Linked DNA regions of Mus musculus: region 1 is linked to region 2. Evidence: chromatin loops called from intact Hi-C (ENCODE). Cell type or tissue: left cerebral cortex. All regions are shown on one strand. Each heading gives the region's core, and the rest is flanking DNA. Links, peaks and the distances in the headings are about the cores only.

Evidence for each region. Hi-C counts contacts between places; a loop is a spot of excess contacts. Peaks named below come from ENCODE experiments on the same cell type or tissue, not always from the same donor. Only the 100,000 strongest peaks of a DNase experiment are listed, where the experiment ranks them.
Region 1: it touches region 2 in a loop (1.9-fold over the local background); 1 of 42 quality-filtered maps calls a loop at or near these places.

What each region holds. Positions count from the first base shown.
Region 1 is chr1:35,990,489-35,994,880 of GRCm38, reverse strand. No RefSeq gene overlaps it. Among named protein-coding and RNA genes, the nearest start is that of Gm33222, 18 kb to the left of the region's middle. In left cerebral cortex, for the core only: no CTCF peak of the experiment used is centred there; a DNase peak (open chromatin) is centred at 2,131.
Region 2 is chr1:35,877,600-35,881,991 of GRCm38, reverse strand. It overlaps 1110002O04Rik (a long non-coding RNA gene), which reads right to left. Exons shown (of 4, transcript XR_373312.4): 2 at 2,020-2,283; 3 at 1,164-1,310; 4 at 827-1,048. Among named protein-coding and RNA genes, the nearest start is that of 1110002O04Rik, 9.8 kb to the right of the region's middle. In left cerebral cortex, for the core only: a CTCF peak has its summit at 2,554; DNase peaks (open chromatin) are centred at 2,237 and 3,459; H3K27ac peaks cover 920 bases.

The DNA.
Region 1 (4,392 bases), core at 249-4,248, 110 kb before region 2:
ACTGAGGGGGAGCTCCTGGAACCATGTGCAGATAAGCTGTCTAGCCTGACATCTTCCCCAGCCCCATTCTCCTGGACTTACCCATCCCATTCCAGTTAACCATTGACTCCAGCAAGCATCAGTTCCCTAGTTCTCAAGACACTCCTGCCGTGGGGATCAGGGATGCTGTACTGTTCTTACAGTATCATATGTGTCTTATTAGGGTTTCTATTGCTGTGATGAAATACCACAACCAAACAACATGGGGAGAATAGGGTTTATCCAATCTACACATCACAGTTCATCATCAAAGGAAGCCAGAACAGAAACTTAAACAGGGTAGGAACTTAGAGGCAGGAGCTGATGCAGAGGTCATGGAGTGGTGCTGCTTACTGGCTTGTTCCCCATGGCTTGCTCAGCCTGCTTTTTAAATAGCACCCAGGGCCATCAGCTCAGGGATGAAACTACTCACCATGCGACACAGGCTCTTGTCTTAGTTAAGGTTTCATTGCTGTGTGGTCAGGTTCATACTATGGCTACAGCAACTCTTATAAAGGAAAACATTTAGTTGGGGCTGGCTTCGAGTTTCAGAGGTTCAGGCCATTATCGTCATGGTGGGAAGCATGGCAGCTTGCAGGCAGGCATGGTGCTGGAAGAGCAGAGAGTTCTACATCTTGATCTGAAGTCAAGCAGGAGGAGTGTTTTACACTGGGCAGGATTTGAGCATATATATTACCCCAGAGCTTCCCACCACCACCCACCACCACAGTGACACACTTCCTCCTTCAAAGTCACACAATAAGTCCACACCTCCTAGTAGTGCCACACTTCATGGTCCAAGCATTCAAACACATGAGTCTATGGGGCCATACCTATGCAGCCCTCCCCGATCAATCACTAATTAAGAAAATGCCCTGCAGGCTTGCCTGCAGCCCTGTCTCATGGAGGCATTTTCCTAATTGAGATTTCCTTCTCTCAGATGACTTTAGCTTGTGTCAAGTTGACATAAAACTATCGAGCAAATCCTGTAAGGCTCTGGTCCCTGCTTACCCCAGAATGATTTGCCTTGACTCTAATACTATGCTCAGGGCTCTCTGTCTCCCTCCTACCAGGGTTCTGCCAAGGGCGTCAGCTCCAGAAGTCCCCTTTAGAGCCAACTTTCCACCACTGCTCCTAAAGCTAGTTGTCTGAAGTGGTCTTCCCCCGAAGCAGGTTCTGAATACAAGTTTTGCATGCTGAGTGGCTTTGACAGCATCTTTTGGCATTCCAGAATGGGGATGGTCTCAGAGCTTACTTGCATGGGGTGACAGGCTTGGTCTTTGGAACCCATACAAAGCAGCTATTGGCCTACAGACTGGCCCTGGAAGAGGGTTAAAGGAACTTGGGGGCTGCAGCTGTGGGCAAGTGAGGTAGAACTGAGCCATCTTCCCTGGAGCAGCTGGCAAGTTTATGCCCAGAAGGAGAGTGTCCTGCCTTGCCAGCCACCAGAAGTGGGATAGCAGAACACTTCCATGAGGGTGTCTTGCTGCCCTGGGTGAGTCTGACATGGCATGGGAGGTATCTGTGACCCAGGAAAAATGGGTCCAGGTGGTGGCATGGCACGGGAGCCAACATCCTGGTTAGATCTTCATGAGTTCTTCATCTAGCCAGGCCAGGAGCTAAGTGCAGATGAACTATGGGGTCCTCTGTGATGGTACAGGGCCTTTGCTTGAGCTCAGGCTACAGTGACAGGCCAGTGCTGTCCTTTCTGCTTCCTCTTTGCTTCTTGTACTCCACCCTAAACGTTGTAAGGAGGTGGGGAAGTGAGGGAAGGGTGGTTGAGACCACAGTGCCAAAGGGCATTTTGGTCTAAATTGAAGTGTACCCCCTGCTCTGTCATTTGTCTGCTTATTATCTGCCCATCTGTCTCTCACCTCCGCCCCACCTGGCTCCTATTAACTTCTGTCCACACAGGGGCCTTGCTGACACCACAGGCATGTGTCCTTGAGGGACAAAGCTTAGCCCACTGGGCTGCCTTCTCTCTCTTCAGTGAGCCAGGCCCAGCAAGCTCAGAACAGTGGCGCAACTCCAGATTTCATTAAATCAAGGGAGGAAAATATTTTTGAAAGAGGGTAAATAGAACTTAATTTGCCATGTGGTTGGAATTAACAGAGAACACTTCCCAGCAGCCTCTGAAAGGTTTGGTGGTTGAAACAGCTTCATTGGCTCTGGCTTGGGCCTCAGTGCTATTCAAAGCCTCCATCATCAGAGCTGGCGGCGGCTGCTGGCTGGGGTGGGGTACACGACGCATCTTGGGTAAATGTTTGCCTTTCAGTGGCTGCACTGAGGGACACAGCTGTGGAAGAGCTTCTTCCTCTCCGATAGAAATTTCTCCCTGAGTTTCATGAGGGTGGCTGCATTCTTGGGGTGGGGAGCTGGCAACAAGGAGAAAGGCTCCCAAGAGTCACTCCGGCTGCCCTGGACCCACCCTTATTCTGCTCAGGATGTGCCATGCACAGCTGGCAGCCATATGCTGTGGGGGAAAGAGTCTGTGGTACTGCTGTAATCTGACCATTTCCTGTCCAAGTTTCTTTGTTGGTAGACTTAATCCCAAATGCTGTGTTGACGTTTGTCTTAGTTTGGGTTTCTATTGCTGTGAAGAGACACCATATCCATGGCAGCTTTTGTAAAGGGAAGACATTTCATTGAGGCTGGCTTACAGTTCAGGGGTTTAGTCCATTGTCATCGTGGCAGGAAGCATGGCAGCGTGCAGGCAGACATGGTGCAGGAGAGGTAGGTAGCTGAGAGTTCCACATCTGGATCTGCAGGCAGCAGGAAGAGGTTGAGATATAAGGTCTGGCTTGAGCATCTGAGACTTCAAAGCCCACCCTGAGTGACATACTTCCTCCAACAAGGTCACACACAGGATGAGCCTGGGGAGGCCAGTACTTGTAGATAAGTACCCTCAGAGGTAATCAGGGTTACCTGAGGTCATGACAGTGGCCTCCATGAACTGAGATTACAAATACATGTCATCTTGCCTGACTTTTAGACATGGGTTCTGGGTTGGACTCAGGTTCTTAGGTTGTGTGATCAAGCGTGTTGCCAATTGACACATATCTTCTCAGCTCTGCATTAAGGGACTTTACTTTTCTTCAGTTGAGGACTGAAGAAACAGAAGCAGAAGAAAGAAAAGAATTAGAAAGAAGAAAAAGAAAAGGAGGAGGAGGAGGAAGAGGAGAGAGGCCTGAGCTAGTATACTCTTTCTTGTGCCATGTGATGTGCCCAGCCATGGAATAATTAATGTAACAAGACGGTCATTACCAGAAAAAGCCCTGCCATCTTGAATATCTGTGCTCCAGAAGCAGGCACCAGGCCTCACAGATAAAGTTAAGGCAATAGAAATGGGGTGAGTAGGGGCTGGAGAGATGGCTCAGTGGTTAAGAGCACTGACTGCTCTTCCTGAGGTCCTGAGTTCAAATCCCGGCAACCACATGGTGGCTCACAACCATCAGTAACAAGATCTGATGTCCTCTTCTGGAGTGTCTGAAGACAGCTACAGTGTACTCACATATAATAAAATAAAATATATAAATCTTTAGCCGGGCGTGGTGGCGCACGCCTTTAATCTTAGCACTCGGGAGGCAGAGGCAGGTGGATTTCTGAGTTCAAGGCCAGCCTGGTCTACAGAGTGAGTTCCAGGACAGCCAGGGCTACACAGAGAAACCCTGTCTCGAAAACCAAAAAAAAAAAAAAGAAATGGGGTGAGTGAGGCACTGACCAGTGGCCTACTGTAGACATTGCTTATCTGTGTGTCCTAGTTTGCTTTCTATTGCTGTGATAAACACCATGACCACATGACAAACAGCTTAGGGAGGAAATGTGGTGGTTTGAAGATGCTTGGCCCAGGGAGTGGCACTATTTGGAGGTGTGACCTTGTTGGAGTAGGTGTGGCCTTGTTGGAGGCAGTATGTCCCTGTGGGGGTGGGCTTTGAGAGCTTCCTCCTAGCTGCCTGAGGATGACAGTCTTCTCCTGTTTGCCTTCAGAACAAGATGTAAAACTCTCAGCTCCTCCTGCACCATGCCTGCTTGGGTACTGCCAGGATTCTACTATGATAATAATGGACTCAACCTCTGAATCTTAAGCCAGCCCCAATTAAGTGTCCTTTGGAAGAGTTGCCTTGGCCATGGAGTCTGTTCATGGCAGTAAAACCCTAACTCAGACAGGGAGGAAAGGGTTTATTTGGCTTCCACATCCTGAGCACATTTCATTACTGAGAGAAGTCAGGGCAAGAACTCAAGTAGGAACCTGGAGGTAGGAGCCATGGAGGGAAGCAGCTTACTAGTTTGTTTCCTGTGGCTTCCTCAGTTTTCTTTATTAGGCTACATGGGGCCACTTGTCCAGAGGTGACACCACCCAGGATGATCTGCCCC
Region 2 (4,392 bases), core at 165-4,164:
CAAGTGTCAAAGCAGGTCCCTGAAGCCCTGTGACTCAGATGTGTGCAAACTAGAAACGCTAACTTTGCTCTGAGGAGATGGCACAAGCATTCAGACGAGAGTTTTGTTCTCAGGATCCATGTTTTAAAAAGCCAATCCCTGGGAGCATAGATGCCCTGCAGGAATGTAAGACTGACACTAGCTAGACTCAGTGTCTCAAGAATCGACTGAGTCCAGACATTCAGAGAATGAGGGAGAGGTGCAAGGGATGTGTCCTGGTTTGAATATGCTTGGCCCAGGGAGTGGCACTATTCGGAGGTGTGGCCTTGGAGTGGGTGTGGCCTTGTTGGAGTGGGTGTGTCACTGTGGGGGTGGGCTTTAAGATCCTCATCCTTGTGCCTGGAAGTTACTATTCTGCTAGCAGTCTTCAGATGAAGATGCAGAACTCTCAGCTCCTCCTGCACCGTGCCTGCCTAGATGCTACCCTGCTCCCACCTTGATGATACTGGACTGAACCTCTGAACCTTTAAGCCAGCCCTAATTAAATGGTGTCCTTTATAAGACTTGCCTCGGTCATGGTGTCTGCTCACAGCAGTAACACTCTAAGACTGGATGGTAGTGAGTGAGACACCAGTCTCAGGCGGTTGACCCCCTGCCTTAGTGTCTTTTCTTTTCTTTCTTTTTTTTTTTTTTTTCTGGTTTTTGGAGACAGGATTTCTCTGTGTAGCCCTGGCTGTCCTGGAACTCACTCTGTAGACCAGGCTGGCCTCGAACTCAGAAATCCACCTGCCTCTGCGTCCCAAGTGCTGGGATTACAGGCGTGTGCCACCACTGCCTGGCCTTTAGTGTCTTTTCTTGTTGCTGTGATAAGATATGCTGACAAAGGATGTTTAGGGGAGGAAAAGTTTATTTTAAGAATCACGTCACCTGACCAGAGTGGGGCAATCCTGAACTTTGGAATGGCTGTCTCTGTCCCTGTGACTCCATACAATCTTCTGGCTGGAAGTGAGATGTGAAGCATTTTCCATCATGTTCTGCCTTCTCTGATGGCCAGCTCTCTGAACAAAGCCTAATGGAAAGCCTCATGATTGTCTCTAATCATTTGCCTTTGTGGTGCAAGCAACATGAGCTCCAGAATTCTGGATCTACTCGTTGGAAGCAATGCTGGGAACAGTTCAGCTAACCTTCACAGCCCCTGGGAGGTGGGTATCAGTGCCAGCTTACAGAGGAAGCCTTCAGGGTCCAGTGCTCAGCACTTCTGGTGCACCCAGGTGGGCAGTCTACTCTCTGGAGGCGTGGCCTGCAGTCCCAGGCTCCACTCACACCCATGCCTGTGGGTAGAAAGTAAAGGACAATCCACATAAAACCTTGTAAATGATGGAGACAGGATATCACCATCTCCTGTGATACAGCTCCTATATACATCTCCATCATTTACAAGCTATCTGATATGAGATTTGCAGTCCTAGAAGACATCAGGCTTCTGGAGAAAGACTTCAAGTTTCTGGTGGTGTGTGTGTGTGTATGTGTGTGTGTGTGTGTGTGTGTGTGTGTGTGTGAGAGAGAGAGAGAGAGAGAGAGAGAGAGAGAGAGAGAGAGAGAGAGAGAGGTGGTGGTAGTTTTAATAGGAATGGCCCCCATAGGTTAATTTATTTGAATGTTTGGTCATTAGGAAATGGTGCTAATGAGATTAGAAGCCTTGGCCTTATTGGAGGAATCATGTCACTGTAGGGCGGGTTATGGGGTTTCAAAAGCCTACACCAGTCCCAGAGTCTCTCTTCTTGCAGATCTGGATGTAGAACTCTCAGCTCCCTCTCTCACATCATGTCTGTTTGCTTGCCACCAGGCTGATGATGGACCAAACCTCTGAAACTGTAATCTAGTCCCAATGAAATGCTTCCCTCAGTGAGAGTTGCCATGATCATGGTGTCTCTTCACAGCAATAGAACACTGACTAAGACAGGGTGGCTGGACTCACAGCTGTCACGGATCCCTGCTGGAATGGAAAGGCCCCTCCCAGCCATGGTTTTCCCCACTTACAGAATGGAGATGGTGTCACAATCTGCAGAGTTGCAGGTCACAGGGCTGATAGTCAATTGTCATCGGTATCAATCTGCAGCCGGTGAACTATTCCGCAGCAGCTGCTGCTGTCTGAGCTTAGCTTCCCTGTCTGTAAAACGCGAGCACAGACCTAGCAGGCTGGGAGTGGGTTGACTCGCAGCTAAAGTGGAGCCTATGATCTCAGCCTCGGATGTCAACATTGGCAGGCTTCTCTGTACTCATGGAGAGAATATGTAGAGGCTCCTGCCAAGAAGGGGGAAAAATTGGATTTGCCCACATGCACCCGGCCCACTGATCTGTCTTCAGAGACAGAATGAGGAAACTACCTCTTTGATCCAACACTATTTTTATCTGCCTCTGAACAGTGCTAATGCTGCATTAAGTGTGCTGTGTGGAGAGGGGCCATCATCAGGCTGAAATGAGGGCGATCATTGTCCTGGTCCTATAAATGGCATATCTTGTCTTTGTGGATGGTGCTGGTGGGGGTCCAGATTTAGGCCACCTGCTGATGGATCTGAGCAACGGCATCCCTGCTCATGTGCCACAGGCACTGTCCAGTTGGGGAAGGAGGCTATGATGGTTTGTGTTAGCTGTCAGCCTGACATAGTCTACAATCACCTGGGAGATGGGCCTCTGAGAACAACTATGAAGGAGTATCTTATACTCATTGCTGAGAGAAGACCCCCTCACTGAGAGTGGAACCATCTCTCTGGGTTGGGTATAAAGAACTATATAAAAATGGAGATTATGAGCTGAGCTGTAGCATTCATTCATTCATTCATTCACTCACTCACTCACTTGTTGCTCTCAGTTCTTGACTGTGGGGGTGACTTGACCAGTAGATTCAAGTTCCTCCCACCTTGAATTCTCAACTGTGGTGGACTTGATTGATTGGGTTATTTTTTACCCTTTGAAACTAAGGCAGAGGCAGGGATGTCTATGGAGGAGGAAGGCCTGGTGGGTATCTGAGCTCTCTAAGGTCTCTTCTCTACTCTCCTGTCCCTAGCTTGGTGACAGGCTTTTCATGCATGCTTGTCACTCCATTATATCTTTTGCCATCAGGATCTGTTTGGGGAAAGGCTGCTGGGCCCCTGCTTATCCAGAGACTTGTGTATTTGTGGGCCACCTGTTTTGGAAAGGGAACAAACAGAAGGGTAGCTGTGTACTGGGCCTTGTGATCAAGGATAAGTACATGGAGAAAAGTGGGAATACATGGCTGTCACTCAAGCTGTGTGCCATTCTGCCAAGTGTGGCAGCTCTCCAGACAGAGATGGCTTAGGATCGAGTGTGACGAGACTGACTGGGTCACAGAGTGCCTGCACACATTAGGCGTGTCTGAGTGGGTGACCCGCCTTTGAACCAGGGAGTTGGACAGAGCAACTGAGTTCTCAGTGTGGGTGGACCTCATCCAATCAGCCAAAGGTCTCAAGAGAATGGAGTCTGAACAATGGGACATGGCCTGACTGCCTTGGCCCAACACTGGTCTTCTTGACTGGACTCAGATGCTAGTTTTCCTGGGTCTTGAGCCCACTGCCTTTGTGCTGGAGAGACAGTGTTGTCTCTCTCTGTTCTTATACATTTAGACAAGGATAGAATTCACACCAGCTGCTGTCCTGGTTCTCCAGCTTGCCAGTTGTTGTGGATAGCCCTGGGGCTAATTATATTTGATGTTAAATCTGTTCTCCTGTGAGGGGTTTCGAACAAGGAATGAGTCAGCACTCAGGTGATTTCCTGTAAACCTGCTTCCCACCTTAATTTGTAAAATAAAGGAAAGCTGATGATTGGGCAGATAAAAGAGAAGGTGGAGCAGAAGGGGAGAAAGAAGGAGAAAATGGAAGAGGGAGAGAGGATGCAGAGGAGGAGGGGGAAGAAGAAGAAAGAAGAAGGAGAAGAAGACGAAGAAGAAGAAGAAGAAGAAGAAGAAGAAGAAGAAGAAGAAGAAGAAGAAGAAGAAGAAGAAGAAGAAGAAGAAGATTCATCCATGACCAAAAGTGGCTTGGGGGAGGGAAGGATTTATTTGGCTTAAAGATCATGAGTCACAGTCCATTGAGGGAAGCCAAGGCAGGAACTCAGAACAAGAATCTGGAGGCAGGAGCTGATGCAGAGGTCGTGGAGAGGTGCTACTTACTGGCTTGTTCCCCATAACTCACTCAGCCTGTTTTCTTATAGAACCCAGAACCATCATTGGAGAGATGACCCCACCCACAGTAGACTGGACCCATAATTTAAAAATTGAGCTACAGGTTTGCCTACAGCCAGATCTTAGGGAGTCATTTTCTCAGTTGAGATTCTTTTTTTCTCAGATGACTCCAGCGTGTGCCAAGCTGACATAAAACTAGCCATCAGATGAGC